Linked DNA regions of Mus musculus: regions 1 and 2 are each linked to region 3. A link is a loop called in an ENCODE intact Hi-C map of the cell type or tissue named here. Cell type or tissue: heart. All regions are shown on one strand. Links, peaks and the distances in the headings refer to the core of each region. The heading gives the core; the rest is flanking DNA. Region 1 holds the start of Brip1 (BRCA1 interacting protein C-terminal helicase 1). Region 2 holds the start of Rps6kb1 (ribosomal protein S6 kinase, polypeptide 1). Region 3 holds the start of Rnft1 (ring finger protein, transmembrane 1).

What was found. Peaks named below come from ENCODE experiments on the same cell type or tissue, not always from the same donor. Only the 100,000 strongest peaks of a DNase experiment are listed, where the experiment ranks them.
Region 1: it touches region 3 in a loop (4-fold over the local background); 1 of 42 quality-filtered maps calls a loop at or near these places.
Region 2: it touches region 3 in a loop (9-fold over the local background); 1 of 42 quality-filtered maps calls a loop at or near these places.

What each region holds. Positions count from the first base shown.
Region 1 is chr11:86,198,667-86,204,037 of GRCm38, forward strand. It overlaps Brip1 (BRCA1 interacting protein C-terminal helicase 1), which reads right to left and starts at 2,527. Exons shown (of 20, transcript NM_178309.2): 1 at 2,443-2,527; 2 at 206-328. The coding sequence starts at 298. Brip1os (BRCA1 interacting protein C-terminal helicase 1, opposite strand) reads left to right here and starts at 2,694. Exons shown (of 7, transcript NR_130959.1): 1 at 2,694-2,886. In heart, for the core only: a CTCF peak has its summit at 2,511; DNase peaks (open chromatin) are centred at 2,615 and 3,815; H3K4me3 peaks cover 3,246 bases; H3K27ac peaks cover 2,245 bases.
Region 2 is chr11:86,542,509-86,547,879 of GRCm38, forward strand. Rps6kb1 (ribosomal protein S6 kinase, polypeptide 1) reads right to left here and starts at 2,299. Exons shown (of 15, transcript NM_001114334.2): 1 at 2,058-2,299. The coding sequence starts at 2,198. It overlaps Tubd1 (tubulin, delta 1), which reads left to right and starts at 2,483. Exons shown (of 9, transcript NM_019756.3): 1 at 2,483-2,722. In heart, for the core only: a CTCF peak has its summit at 5,149 (motif pointing left); a DNase peak (open chromatin) is centred at 2,333; H3K4me3 peaks cover 3,230 bases; H3K27ac peaks cover 1,910 bases.
Region 3 is chr11:86,481,867-86,487,237 of GRCm38, forward strand. Rnft1 (ring finger protein, transmembrane 1) reads left to right here and starts at 2,791. Exons shown (of 9, transcript NM_029788.5): 1 at 2,791-2,933; 2 at 4,195-4,639; 3 at 4,790-4,866. The coding sequence starts at 4,246. In heart, for the core only: CTCF peaks have their summits at 2,181 and 2,842; DNase peaks (open chromatin) are centred at 2,605 and 3,255; H3K4me3 peaks cover 2,398 bases; H3K27ac peaks cover 2,201 bases.

The DNA.
Region 1 (5,371 bases), core at 257-5,256, 280 kb before region 3:
TCAGATGTTCTTGCTACATCCTAACCTAAACATACACAGCTTAAGAGTTATCATATCACTTTCCTAGAACTTAGGTGCTCTTCCAGATGAATCCAACAAATCCTAGCCATCATTTTATACCTGTGAATAGTCACAAATTCAATGTATACTTGGAATCACAAGCCACAGCCTCTTGGTAAAGACTCAGCTGCTGTAAAAGACTTACAGAATTCATCATCGCAAGCTGTGCTGGATACGCTCTACAGGGAAAGTGGATCTTCACCCCACCGATGGTGTAGTCAGACAACACTGAGGACATTCTGCCTTCTTCTCTACTTTAGGTGCTTCACTACAACAGAAACAATAAAATCAGTAGAAGGGTTGGCGAGATGGATTCCCAGAGCCCACATCAGGCACCTTACAAATGCCTGTAACTCCAGCTCCAAGGACTCCCACAACCTTATCTGGCTTCTGCAATAACCTGCATTTACCTGGCATAGCCATCCACACATACACTCACAAATATAAAAAGGATTACAGTTTACATATCGAAATAATGTCATTCAAAGAAAACCAGACACCTAGCAATAGAGCTGAAGTCTGATAATAAAAACTGGAATTAATAAGCACATATATAAAAGTAATAGAAATAAAAAAAAATCTTATCCTTATAAATAAATCTCAGGGTCAAGAGCACATACGTACTAGAGTCTGACCAGTCTAGACTGGCACTCCATGATGTATTAGTTATGATGTAAGGCAAGTCACTTTTCTAGAACTCCATGTCCTCAGGTACAGAATAGGAGTCCTAACAGAAACAAGCCTTATAAGACTGCTGTAAAAGTTAAATAATGTAAAAACATACTGTACATGGCAGATGAAACACAAGCTCCTATAACAAGTTTGATTACATATATTCAACTTATAGATACAACAGATTTCTGAAGCAGCTCTGCTATTCCATAGCCTCACTGTTTCCTCTTATTCTGTACATTCCTGTTTGCCCTTTTCACACTCTCCCAGTTAGAAGGAAAAGGCAGATGAATGGGCAGGAAGCACAGGTTGTATCTATGACTTAACATTTTTCACCTGTAAGTCTAAAATTCTTTTCTGCAATAATATCTAACTTTAAAAATTGTTGTAAGGGAGAAAGTATCTTTCCACAGAAATTCACTTAATTTTTTTTAAATCATCTTTTAGTTTACTGGGGGAGGAGAACCCGCATGGCATGACACGTGTGTGGAAGTGAGAAGACAGTGTTCTGGAGACAGAATAGGTTCCCTCCTCTCACCATGTGGGTCTCAGGAATTAAACACTGCTAGCTCGGTTGAGTCCTTTACCTGCTGAGTCAGCTCAGTAATTCTGAAATCAGGAGATTATAATTGAAACAAAATAGATTTAAATCCCACTGTTTGCATCACCTAACCTCCCAGACACTTTTATTGACTGAAGAATTTCGACAGTGGTGAGAAAATCTGGTAAACTCAGTCTGTGAATGGAGATGGTTAAGACAGAAGGTACAACAGGTCATGAAGTCAATAACTTTAACCACAGCTTCTGTGCTCCAAAAAACCCACCACTCTTAAGTTATTTTTCATTTCTAAATATTGTTCTGTCAGACAAGACCTGCATAAAATCAAGCCAAGGAGACCTGTCAACATCCCATCAGGCAGTACTAATTGGACTCATTGGGTGGGAGGGGCGTGTGAAGGGGTCCCGAAGCAGTGTGAAGGATGTACTGGGGATAGGTCAAGATACTTTGTATATATGCATAAACTATCAAAGAATAAATAAAAGATATTGTTAGAAAAAGTATCCAATCACTGATTTTTATCTGTAAACCTCTGAGGTTTAATGGACTCTAACAGCTTATTCTGAAGCAAAAACTCAATATTGTGTTACTAAAATTAATCGAGATGGCAATCTATGCCTGAAGCTGTGGCAACATTCCTCTCAAAACTCATCAGACAATCACACTTCCGGATGTGGTGGCGCAATTCTTCTGGCCCCCAACAATCTCTGGTGGATCTCTGTACGATCGATCGAGGGCAGCCAGGTCTGCACTCCGAGTTCCAGCCCAGCCAGAGCTGGAGGGTGAGACCCTGTCTCTTTAAGAGAAGGGGGGGGGGGGGGCGGGTTAACAAATCTGTAGCCCTTCCAGAAGTACCGCGGAAGCTGGGGCTACCTCCAGCCTGCGTTCACAGAATGTAAGGACAGGCTCCCTGGCCCTCAGCTTTCCTTCCCCAAGCTCCTAGTTCTCACATGTCCACGGGGAGCCACACCATAGAGCCCGAGAGCCCGCCGGCGCCAGCCTGCAGGAGCCCGTCCCCTCCCCGCGCCCTCCTTTCCATTTGCCCACGGCTGGCTCCCGCTCCCAGAGAAAAGGAACGGCTGACGTTTGACAGAAGGCAACGCGGAGCCGACCTACAAGGAAAGCTCGCGAGTACGAAAGTCCTCCCTCACCGGCTGTTCCGACGCTGCCAGGTACCAAGGTACAGCCACTCCTCCCTCTCCAGGCTGCACTCCGCAGCGCCACACAGATGAATTCGCGCCTCCCGCCCCTCGGTTCCCAGTCAGCCAATCACACAGCCAGACCGGAAAAGGAAACAGCCAATCATCGTACGAGGCCAACGCTATACCGCCCAATGGGAGCCCGCGAAGTAAAATCAACCCTCGAGTACTTGGCGGGACCGGAAGACGAGCACCGCCCCTCCCCCAAACCCCACCCCGCGAAAAAGACTGGGACAAGTTCCGCACATTTGCTTGAAGGAAAAAAAAAAATTCTTGTACTGTGAGACTTTAAGAAGCACAAAATGGGCGTTAGACGGGTCTTACATTTGGTGCATTGACCGGGAATCGTCCTGCTGGCGGGTCCAGTGACAGGAGACCGGAGGATTGTTCGAGCAGGTACCGCGGCTGTGTCTCTTTGTGTCCGCCCTTGGCGTGCGTCTATTCCGCGCGTCTATTCCGTCTGTTCCCTCTATTTTGAGTCGGCTGCAAGTCAGTTTGGTTTCGGTTTGCAAAGGAGTTGTCTGCCGGGGGTTGCCAGAAGCGACCTTAACGCTGCGGTAACGAAGAGTCCTGGAGGACGCTCCAGACTCTCAGAGTGGGAAGTCGGATCCGATCCGCGAGATCCGGGAGGGCTCGACTTCATCTGGGGGTCAGTGGCAAAGAGACCACTACCAAGTTATTCAGTGTATCTTCTGTGGCGCTCGTGGCAGGGGCGCGTTGGTATTTTACTTTCTGTTTTTCTTTTTGTGTGTGGACTGGGACTGACGTTATTTTTGGACAGAATGGGACACTGACCTTCCACCCCTCCGAGTTTTACTCTAGAACATTGGAGGGAGGTTAAGACTAGAGCTCACAATCTCTCAGTAAATGTGAAGAAAAATAAATGGTTTACTTTTTGCTCGTCAGAGTGGCCCACCTTTCAGATTGGATGGCCTCCTGAGGGTTCTTTCTCACTGCCTCTTATATTGTCCGTCAAGAGGTGCATTTTTGGTGCTGGCTCGAAGAGCCACCCTAATCAGGTCCCATATATCATAGTGTGGGAAGATTTAGTCACCGATCCCCCTCCTTGTGTTCGCCCGGTTCCTCTTCAGGACCAATGGCTGTGCCAATCTTCGCCCTTCAGGATAGGCCCAAGAAAGATGTTCTCCCCACCACGGATACTGATCTTCTTCTTTATCTCCCTCCCCTTTATCCTCTCTCTCTCTCTCTCTCTCTCTCTCTCTCTCTCTCTCTCTCTCTCTCTCTCTCCTCATGCAGCTCAAGCTGCAGGGCCTTTGGCCCCGCCCATTCCGCCTGGAGAATCAGGGGGACTCGCCATCCTCCTCCCTCCCCAGGTCAGAGGGACCTGCTCAGGAGACTCAGAGACAGTGGAGGCAACTCCTGAGGGTGCCCATATTCTGCCCCTCCCGGCCTATGGTCCCCGGATGAACAAGGTCATCAGCCTTTCAGTATTGGCCGTTTTCCTCCAATGACTTATATAACTGGAAAACTCATAACCCCTCATTTTCTGAGAATCCACAAGGTCTAATTAACTTAATTGAATCACTTCTCCCATCAGCCCACATGGGAAGATAGTCAGCAACTGCTTCAGGTTCTCTTTACCACAGAGGAAAAGCAGCGAATCCTTGAGGCTAGGATACATGTCCCGGGGTCAGGTGGGCGCCCTTCCCTCCTGCCAGGGAATATTGATGCAGGCTTCCCATTGACCAGACCGAACTGGGACTTCAACACCCCTAAAGGTAGGGAGCACCTGAAGGTCCACCGCCAGGCTCTGATGGCAGGTCTCAAAGGGTCAGCACACTGCCCCACCAATTTGACTAAGGTAAGGGAAGTGGTACAGGGGCTGAATGAGTCTCCCTCTGCCTTCCTAGAGAGACTCATGGAGGCCTTTCGCCAGTTTACCCACTATGATCCTAGCAGTGAAGAGCATAAGGCAACAGTTACTGTTGCCTTTATTGACCAATCTAGCAGAGATATTAGGAAGAAGTTGCAGAAACTTGAGGGATTGTAAGACAAGTCTCTAAAGGAACTAGTGCAAGTAGCTGAGAAGGCTTATCATAACCAAGAGTCAGAAGAAAAGAAGGAGGAGAGAAGGCAGAAGGAACAGGAAGCTAGAGAACTCAAAGGAGAGAAGAAACAGGAAAGGAACCTCCAGAGGATCTTGGCCACTGTAGTCAGAGAAAATTGAAAACCTAGTAAGATAGTACCTGCCAACAGAAGAGAGCCCCTGGCTAAGGATCAGTATGCCTACTGTAAAGAAAAAGATCAGCCAGGCGTGGTGGCACCCACCTTTAATCCCAGCACTCGGGAGGCAGAGGCAGGCAGATTTCTGAGTTCCAGGCCAGCCTGGTCTACAAAGTGAGTTCCAGGACAGCCAGGACTACACAGAGAAACCCTGTCTCGAAAAAACCAAAAAGAAAGAAAGAAAGAAAGAAACAAACAAAGAAACAAACAAAGAAACAAACAAAGAAACAAAGAAGTCATTGGGCGAGACTGTCCCAAGAAGAAGAAGAGGGGACTCTACACCTCCGAAAAGAGGCAAATAGGCCCCAAGGTGCTGGCCATACAAGAGGACAGTGGTTGGGGAGACGGGGTTCGGACCCCCTCCCCGAACCCAGGGTAATCCTTAAAGTGGAGGAGAAACCCACCCAGTTTCTTGTGGACACAGGGGCCTAACACTTAGTCCTATTACAAACTGATGGACCAATTTCTAATAAGAAGTCTTGGGCCCAGGGGGCTACAAGAAACAAATACTCATGGACTACCCAAGGAACAGTGGATCTTGGCATGGGCCCGGTATCCCACTTATTCATTGTTATTCCTGAATGCCCCTACCCCATGTTGGGGAGAGATCTCCTCACCAAGATGGGGCACAGATCCA
Region 2 (5,371 bases), core at 192-5,191, 61 kb after region 3:
GTAATATACTCAAGGTCTGGCAGTACACACCACTATATTCTTGGCACTCAAAAACCTGATGCAGAGGAATTTGCAAATGCAAAATCACATTTGAATTTGAAGCCACCGCCACCCGGCTACACAGTGACACAAGGTTTTGGGGGTTTTGTTTTTTGTTTTTTAAAAGGACACACTGAAGAGAAACATTTCAACTCTAAAAGTATCTTCTTCAAAATCCTCTTGGATTACTTCTGCTCTTCCTCCTAAATTCCTGCCCCTATGGTTGTGGTCACATTTCATCCTCTGATCCACTTTTCCTGTCCCCCTCCTCAACATCCTTTCAGAATCCTTCCTGCAAAACAAAAGCCCAAGAGTAGGCCAACACTCAAGCACCTACTGTTCCTGAAGCACACTGAGAGAGAGAAAAAGAAATAAGGCTCCATCCAGTTCATACCAAGAACTGTAATGCACTACTGTACTCTCCAAGGATGATAAACCCAGACTGAAAATTCCACCAGCAACTAATCACAGTACTCACAGAAGTGCTCCTTACCAGTTTTCTCTCTGGCTCTACTCCAAAACCACTGCCATATGGAACCAATATAACTGAACAGTGGATCACATTTATAATTAAAGTAATCCTGTGTGTGCTTCAAATTTAGAACTCACCACATCTGATTAAAAGGCTAAGTGGAATTCCACATGAAAACATGAAATTAAAAAGTGCGTGTAATACCCACATTTAGAACTCTGAAATTCTAACTGAGACTCACTTGATTATGAAAAGAATAATCTATGTGGGCCCACTTAATTTCCTAAAGTGTTCAAAGTCCTTTATACATAGCATTTCAATAGTTTGCCAGAAGGGCACAATTTATTCACTAAAGGAAAACTGGGGGTGAGAAGGAGACCCCATGTAAATACAGCAACTATCTAACATCAGCCATAAACCCATATTCTTCTACAGATGACTTAAAGACATTTAAAGTCACTAGGAGGTTATTACTGATGACATTTGTCCAAGATTGGTTATTTAGTTTGATGTATTTTTTTAACCCTTGGTGTAAAATATGTACGTTTCAGTAAGTATTACTGTAGAAAAAATGGTATACATAAATAACAAACTACTAGGACAGCAAAGGTAAAGCCAAGATGTGCACTAGAAAAGCGACTCTAAATTTAAACTTCAGCAAGGAAAACCCTCACACCACTATTCACAAGTCTCGGTTCAAGCAATTTATTTTTGGCGAGACAAATCACAGCTGTCAACGCTTTTTTTCCCACCCTACAATTACATAAATTATTCTGAAAAAAAAATATAGACATCTTCAACTTGAAGGGAATTAACTTACAAATGCCGTGTGTCGTTATGAATGGGGGTTTTTTTTTCCTTTAAAAAGTCACACGGAAGGGGGGTTAAAAATAAAAGGCAAACAAACAAACCCTGGAAGATGCAGCAGAGCCCCCTTGCTCCCGAAATAAAACTCCTGGTGGCTGTCACAGCAGTGCTACTCCCGACAGAAGTTTTCAGCTGTCACTTCTAACAGCTGAGCGCTTCCTAGGAGAGAAGCGACAGGCCGAGAAGAGAGGTGGTTGTGGGGAGTCTGAAGATTTAAGGCTTGCAATCTTACACTCCACAGGGAAACCCTTCCGCATCTCACCTGCACTAAGGGGGACACCCCAACAAGATCGGCCCTCCCCACCCCCAGCACACGCTCACACCACCCGGGCCGCACTCAAGCCCCACAGCTCCAGAAGCCGACCGCGCGCCTTTTCTCCTCGGCGCTCCAGAAACACATTGCTCCGGGGCAGCGCTCAGCTAGGGATCAGGGCGAGCCCTGCACCTGCGCGCCCCGCAGAGGCCTCACACCTAGGGCCAGGTCCGTCCGCCCGCCCGCCCGCTCCCCGACTCGGCCGCGCGGCGCCTCAGCTCCTCCCGGAGACCGCTCGCGTCCCCCCCGGGTCTCCACGCCCTCGGGCACACCAGGCTTCCCGGGCCCACGCCGCCACCCCGGCCCTGTCACCTCGCCGCTGCCCCCCCACCCCGCCGCCCATACCCCGGGGACCCCGGGCCTCACCCCCTCCTCCAGCTCATCCTCAGAGCCTGCATCTTCTGGCTGGTCCAGGTCTATGTCAAACACTCCTGCCATGTCCTCAGCTTCCCTGTGTCGGAAGTCAGGCGCTAGGTAAAAGCCGTCCCGCCTCCGTCGTCGCCTCATGGGCCCGGACCCGCCGCAGACTCCACGGCTGCTGCCGCCATCACCGGCTGCTTAAGCTCAATGCGTCTGCGCCTAGGCCCCAGACTGGCTCCTCAAGTTCAGCTCCGGCGCATGCGTACAAAGTCTTCTGAAGCCATACAGTGGGCAGCGGACATGCGTAGCATTAGCTCCCGGGGCCAGGTACTGGCAGGAGCATGCGCAGAACACCGTCCGAAGCCAAGCCGGGAAAGTACAGCTTGCGCGTTTCTGTCTAAGGCGTTTGCCGGACACGGAGCATGCGTACCATATCTGAAGTTGATAAATTGAAATTGAACATGCGTGATTAGCCTTCCTAAATAGAAGAAGGGAAACGAGGGTCGAAAAAAGACAAGCCCTCAGCAGAGCTCTTCGCATAAGGAGCGAGCGCATTTATTTGTTCTAAGTAGTTTTTTTTTTTAAAGTATTGAAAGTGAGCATGCGCGTAGTGAGAGGGTTGGTCTTCTGAAGTTTGAACCGAACTGAAACTGCCGGTCGCAGAGCTGTCAGTGAGTGTGGGGTTACCGGGGAGCTGATAGGGAAGAAAGGCAAAGAGAGACTCTTGTCTTTGCTATTTGCTAATTCAGTGGCTTGGAAAAGTTACATAACCCTTCGGTAACTCAATTTCCTTAACTGTAAAGTGAGAATAGAATTACCTACAATGCAGTCTTAGACGTTAAGTTGAAAATCTGGTTCACAAGCCTCTGCTCCTTTCCGGGGCTACATAGACTTGATGTGAAGCACTTATCAAAAATACTCTTTTTAAAATAGTCCCTGTTCTCCGAGAGGCTGAGGCAGAAGGATCATGTGTTTCAAGTCAGCCCAGACTAATTAGACAGTTTCAGGCGTAACTGGGCTACATAGAGAGATGTTGTCTAAAAACAAACAACGTCGTTTAAAAATAATAAAGATTTAGTTTCATATTTTATCTGGTCTTTCTCTAAGCTCCAACTTTGTTTTTCTTTCTTTTCTTTCCGAGACACGATCTCGCTATGTAGCTCTGGCTGTCCTGGAACGCACTGTGTAGGTGCAAACTCACAGAGATCGGTCTGCCTCAGCCTCCCAAGTGTTGTTGGGTTGAAAGGCTTGCACCACTATGCCTGGATCCAACTTTATGCTAGTTGGTTTGGTTTTTGGTTTTCAGAGACAGGATTTCTTTATGTGGCCCTGGCTGTCCTGGAACTCTCTGTGTCCTCAAACTCAGAGATCTGCCTACCTCTGTCTCTTGAGTACTGGAATTAAAGGTATAGCCACCATGACTGGGCTTATTGATCTTAACTGTGCTTTCCGGGCCAGAAGACGGTTGGTGAGAAAACAGAAAATTAATGTTATTGAATGTTCTATTGTTGAGCTAACTTCTGATGTCCATGTAGTGTGAAATGTATACAAAGAATTCCTTCAGGATCATATTTCCTTTAGATTATTTATGTGTGTGAGTATATATGCACATGTGTGTGAATGTGAGCACTTATGCAAATGCACAGGAGATGAGGGCATCCAGCTCTCTCTCTCTCTCTCCCTCTCTCTCTCTCTCTCTCTGAACTTGGGGCTGAGTTTTCTCAACCAAGTGGAAGCTATCCACAGTGGTCCTTCTGTCCGCACTGGACTTGCCTCTGTAACTACAGGCCTGCACAGGACTCCTGGCTTGCTATGTGGGTGCTGCTTCTAGGCTCCGGTCCCCGTGGCTACACAGCCCCCACAACCAACACTTTTGTTATGGTTTATTTGTTTTCTTTTAAAAGTGTACTTGGGACAACAGTGAATGTGAATCATATTTTGGAAACCATTGAATTGTATGTGAATGAATTTGGGCCAGTGAACCCTAAATCCCCCAAATTATAGAGTGAGGGAATTTCTTGAAATGACTAGATTCTTAGATGGGGACAGGAAATTTGAGGAAAAAGGTGTGTTATTCCAAAATTTCACTGAGGTCTCACCATCTGAGAATCGGGATTCTAGTTCAGAGGACTGGGGAAGATGGCTCAGGGACAAAGTACTCGCAATGCAAGCCTGAGGGTCTGAATATGAATCTCCAGAACCCATGTTAAACCAGATGTGTTAGCACATCCCAACACTCCTATGGAAAGATGGGGAGTGGAGACAGGATATTCCCTAGAATCATGGGTCAGCTAGTCTAATGCACAGCTGCAAACAACAGAAGAGAGGCCCATCTTCAGACCTGGTAGAAAGCAAGGACCACACACATACATACACACAAAATTTTCTGTGAAAGTTGCCTATTAGAGACAACATTTCTTTTTTTGTTTGGTTGGTTTTGTTTTGTTTTGTTTTTTTCGAGACAGGGTTTCTCTGTAGTCCTGGCTCTCCTGGGAACTCACTCTGTAGACCAGGCTGCCCTCGAACTCAGAAATCCGCCTGCCTCTGCCTCCCAAGTGCTGGGATTAAAGGCATGTGCCACCATGCCCGGCAACATTTCTTTTATATAGGGCTATTTCAAATAAGAACATTAAAATAGTAATGAGCCATGCTTATGGCCTAAGAGTATATGATTTCTTACTCTGTTTGCAGATATAAGCCTGCAGTTTTCTAGGATGCTCTTGAACAAGCCATAAGCTCCATTTACAGAAAAACATGTTATAACTCCCTTGCTGCAACCTTTGTGCTATTTGGTTTTACCTTGTCAGCCTGTTGACCTCCCCAGTACACTCTAGGAAACACTTTGTAATTATACACACACACACATGCGCACACACACACAAGAGGGAAAGAAAAACATGTCTCTTGGAAAGTCTTTGAACAATATAATGTCAAGACAATAAAATCAGGCTGGAGAGATGGCTCAGGAGTTAAGAGAACTTGCTGCTCTTGCAGAGGACCCAGGTTCAGTTCCAAGCATCTGCAAGGCAATTGTGACTGCAGCCCCAGATGATATGTTCTGACACCCTCTTTTGGCCCTTGAGGGCACTGCATGCATGTAGTCAACAGACATACATGCAGGTAAAACATGCACATAACATAGGAATAAATTCACAGCACTCAGGAGGCAGAGGGAAGATGATCTCCTTAAGTTTGGGGTTAGCCTGATCTATATAGTGAGTTCCAGGATAGCCAGAGTCACACATTGAGGCCCTATCTCAAAAACAAGAAAAAAAAAGATTAATTAAGTACTTTTAAAGAGAAGACAACAGGGCTGGTGA
Region 3 (5,371 bases), core at 283-5,282:
AATTTCATTCATGTGAACCTTGCGTCTTGTTCAATATACCCATGTCTCCAGAGGTCCCCTCCTTCTCCTCCCCGTCTTCCCGGGCACCTCCAGCACATCTCCCTTCCCTTCTCATGTCTTCTAGTCTTTTGTTTTTGTCAGTAACCCACTGAGTCCAATCAGTGATGCCTACTAGAATGCTAACTAATCCTGTTAACTTGATCTTGATCTGATCGGAGCTTCGTAAGTTCATGGGTTCAACAACCATGCCTTGTCCCTGAAACAGAATCTCACAGCACCCCTCCCCTCCCTCCTGCTCTTACCTCTCTCCACCCTCCTTCCCAGATGTTTCTTAGCCTGGTAGGGAGGGAGGATTGAAACAGATGGCCCTGACCAAGAAGCGCTCAACACTCTCAGCATTAACTGCTGGATACTGCAGTGTCTTTGGCCCAAACGGAGGGCAGTACTAGTCTATGGATATAAGCATATTCAGAAGGCAGTTTGACATGTCCCTTATTAGAACAGCAGTAGGTTCCTCCTTAGGGCCTGTGACCTCCTGAGCCATGACCAGGTTGACAGTACTTGATCTGAATTCCCTCCTGTGGTTGGTTCCCCTTGTTCTGTGCCACTGCTGTACCAGCAGGCACATCTTGCCTGGCACGAGCCTTGCTTTCTTAACTAACTAATTAGAATGAAAACGCCGTTTCTAATATTCCGGATTCGAGTGAAAAGAAATCTTATCCCAGAAATCAAAGCTCATCTCAAGTGCTCTCTTTCAAATCTGTGACTGTTTAGTCAAGGTATTTGAATAAAATGTACTAATAAATTTCCAGTATGTACTGATATGCCTTCAGTGTGTTATATTGTTAAAATGGGAATTTGGGGCTGGAGAGATGGCTCAGAGGTTAACAGCACTGGCTGCTCTTCCAGAAGTCCTGAGTTCAATTCCCAGCAACCATGTGGTGGCTCACAACCATCTGTAATGAGATCTGGTGCCTTCTTCTGGTGTGCAGGCATATATACAGGGAGAACGTTGTATACATACTAAATGAATCTAAAATAAATACATAAAAAAATAAAATGGGAATTTGAACATTAGGTATATTAAGTTTACAAACTGTTGTTCTGCTGTCGTTGGGGCGTGATTATGTGACATTTCATGATTTTCCTGCTGCCTAAATTTGCATTTATGTTATTTTTTGAGATTTAGAGTTTTACTCTGGGGCTGGTGAGATGGCTCAGTGGGTAAGAGCACCCGACTGCTCTTCCGAAGGTCCAGAGTTCAAATCCCAGCAACCACGTGGTGGCTCACAACCATCTGTAACAAGATCTGATGCCCTCTTCTGGAGTGTCTGAAGACAGCTACAGTGTACTTACATATAATAAATAAATAAATCTTTAAAAAAAAAAAAAAAGAGTTTTACTCTGTATCATAGATTGGCCTGGAACTCACAGCATCTTTCTGTCTTAGTCTTCAAAATTCTAGGATTACAATCATGAGCCACTAATGCTTATCATACGTTCATTTTAGTTTAAAATAAAACTACTCACATAGGATCTCTGCTGTGCACAAAATTTGCAGTCTCAGTTGGCTCCCTGGAACCCAAATAAAGGTAGGAGAGAAAATTTCCCAAAAGTGTCCTCTGTCGTACCAGTTCAGGCACTACCTGTCACCATCACGCACAGGCACAAATAGGCCTGTTCTACTTGGGACCAAGTCTTAAAAAAAGAGAGTGCTAATGTGCTGGTCACAGAGAGAAGCAGATCCAAAAGAGCATTGGGATTTTTTAAAGTGCTTTTTGACTTGAGAGAAATTTAAGAATAGTCTCAAGATGAATGAAGGGCTGAGGCTAAAACCAGTAGATTCAGTTATACTACTATGAAAGGAAGACAAAATTTCATGGCTAAGGAGATTTTGACAAGGTATTTGAAAGGTTTAAGTCAGGTAGAAAGACAAAATTACTGGACACGTAACTCAGAAGTGTCTCTGCAAAAAGCCAAGTGTGTGCAAAACGCCAGACTTTTGCCTAGTCACGTCAGCCTCCGATGAAATACTTAATTTCAAGAATCATAGGAATCCTGTTATACATATGATGTCCTAGATTTTCCAGAACTGTGTTTTTTTTTTTTTTCCTTGTAGTATCTTTTTTCCCCTTTAGTAGCCTTTATTTTAGAAGTCGAGTTCCCTGCTCGCCAACACGGGGTTTTCTAAATCTACTTCCAGGGCCTCACAAACTTCCTGGCGCGTCTGATATCCAGTTCTGGCACCCGGTTCTGGCACGAACTAGGGCACACTGTTCAACTTCAGGCTTGGAACCCGAATCCAGGTCACACAACCTCTCTGCCCAGGCAGCCCAGCGGGTCTGGCGTAGCTAGCAACACGCAGCCGGAAGCCAGATCGCGGCTCCCGGTACGCAGCCCGCTGCCGAGCAGGTTCCTGGACCTACCCATTTTCAACCTCAAGTACTGAAGGACTCCGAAGCGTGTGACTGATCACTAATACACGCAAGACGTGACAGCCACGCAGACTTAATTAGCACACACGTCCGCCACTACGCCACTCGTATAACATCACCAACAGGGCCACAGGGCGACAGGGCGGGTCTACGATGTTCAGGGCGGGGCCTAGATGCGCCCTCCTCCTCCTCCTCCCAGTGAAGGCGGGGCTAGGGACTCGGGACAGGGCCTAAAGGTTCCCTTCTCTGCTGGGAAGGGCGGGGCCGGGATGAGCGCGGGGCGGGGCCTAGAGGCTCCTTCTTCCACTGGGCGAGGGCGTGGCCCGGCGAAGGCGGGCCGCGCGTGACGACGTCTAGGGAGCGCGCGCGCCGCCGCGGGGCCAGGCCGAGCGCTGCTGGTGGCGTCCGAGGCTGAAGGCTTGGCGAGAAGGGCTTGCGGCCGCGTGTCGGGCTGTTGGTATTGTGGCTGCCGAGGCCGCCCGCTCCTGGTCATGAGAGGTCAGGCCTGGGGAAGGGGGTGAGGCGGAGGGTTTCCGGGGAGAAGAGCCGAAGCTCGGACGTGGGTGGAGAACTCTGTCCTCGCGGATTCCGGAAGAGTTGGCGTTGACTTTTCTTTCTCCCTTTCCCCTTTTCTTGTTTATGTATGAAGGAGGGCAGGTTTTGTGTTTCTTTTTTAATAGCAGAGACACAAACTGTCCTGTCCCAAGTCGCTCTTCAGAGAGTGAGGCGATAGAGCCGCTGTGGCTTCCGAGCCTCTTCGAAACGTCACACAGTAACTGCACGGTTTCAGCCAGCCAGCCTCCGCCGCAGCTAGCTCCATCGCGGGGGAAACGGGAGAGGCCCGGCGGTGGGCTCTGCGTTTCGTCGGGCGACAGCACGATTCTGGCACCCTGGTCCGAGATCCACACTGGATCACGTAGGGATCTTGCCCTGCCCACAGCCTCTCTTCTGACACCCCTAACCAAGCCGATGGTGGCATTTTTATTCGGGAGGCTAACTCCTTATTTAGACTAAAGCATCACTTAGCAATTACGTGATGACTCCCCCTAAGGGTCCTCTTTCAAAGGCATTTGACTAACATTCTTTTGGAAGGAGAAGCAATATTCTCGGTGGCACCATTAATTACTGAAAACCTTATTAGCTTTGTGGAAGCTGTTTCAGCATAAAATGAAGTGTTTATTATCTTTGTTGATGCTTAATTAAGGCACTGATTTTTTTCCTTCTAAACATTAATGAATCTGTAAAAAAAAATCTATTGTATTTATTTAGTGTGTGTGTCAGAGGACTTGTGGGAGTCAGTTCATTGCTTCCACCATATGAGTTTAGGGGATTTAACTCAAATTAAAGGTCTTGACTTACCCAGCCATCTCACCCACCCTTAGCAAACTTCCTGATGTGGACTCTGCCTCAGAGTACATGAGCCAACTTATTCAGCATTAGTGCTGCTATTCACTGTGGTATCTGCTGGGCACCCCTTTGACTCTTTGCTGATGTCTTTTGGCACATTTGAAAAATCAAGACATCTGCAGTGCTTTGTACTTTAAGTAGCCCCTGGTTCAAAACTCTTGGTTTGCCAAGTTGGACTTCGAGGTTGGAGTGGGGCAGGGCAGCAGAGCTTTGACAGTTGCAAAGATTGAAGGACCTGAAACTTGTCTGTGACTGTCAACTGCCCCTTTAGTGAACAAAGGACACCTAATGAACCGATGCACTGCTTGTGATTAACTTAGAATGCTTTCTGCTCTTTGATTTTACTTTTAAGGAGAAAGAGTCCTGAAGCAAAGACATTTTAGAGAGAAAATACTCAAGGGCCATGCAAGCCAGCTGTAACCAACTGCATGATCCTCCGGGCACTGCACATGAAGATGCTGCAGCCTCCCCGTGTGGTCATTCAAGATCAACAGAAGGTTCCCTTCACCCTGGGGATGTACATATCCAAATAAACTCCGGACCAAAAGAATATTCTGAAAATCCAAGCTCTAGAAATCCCAGGTCAGGCGTCTGTACTTGTGCCCATGGATGTGTGCATGGTCGTTTCCGGAGTTACTCCCACAGTGAAGCAAGACCACCTGATGACTTTGCTACAGAGTCTGGGGAACATGGAAGTGGCTCCTTCTCAGAATTCCGCTATCTCTTCAAGTGGTTGCAAAAAAGTCTTCCTTATATTTTAATTCTGGGTATTAAACTTGTTATGCAGCATATAACAGGTAGGAAATAAAACTGCTGAATTAAGTTTCCCATTTTATTAATAATTTTAACATATTTTGGTTGCTAGCTTTTAAAAATTATATCAGTATATATAATCTTGTTGGTTTTTTTTCTTTTCTTTCAATTAACTAGAACTTATTTTCTAACAGGAATTTCTCTTGGAATTGGGCTGCTAACAACTTTTATGTATGCAAACAAAAGCATTGTAAATCAGGTTTTTCTAAGAGTAAGTATGACAAGCAACTAAATCATTAACTCTTTCTCTCTACAGAATTAGAGATAACTTTGAGAGAAATATAAGTTACTTTCCAGAGGAGTAGGAAACAACAGGATACATTGTGATGGCCACCACATGCTTTGTTTTATTTTCTAAATAAGTACCCTGTCCTTTTTTTTTTTTTTGGTTTTTCGAGACAGGGTTTCTCTGTGTAGCCCTGGCTGTCCTGGAACTCACTTTGTAAACCAGGCTGGCCTCGAACTCAGAAATCCGCCTGCCTCTGCCTCTGCCTCTGCCTTCCAAGTGCCGGGATTAAAGGCATGCGCTACCACACCCGGCTTAAGTTCCCTGTCCTAATGCGTAACTAAGCAATTTTTAGGAACCAAACAACTAACCTTACTTAAGTTGTTTGGTTCCTAAAAAAAGGAAACAAAACAAACCTAGACAGGAGGGTTAAGAGACTTAGACCACACTGTGTGATCTAGTTTGGCAAGGACCTTTGTACTTTATGAGT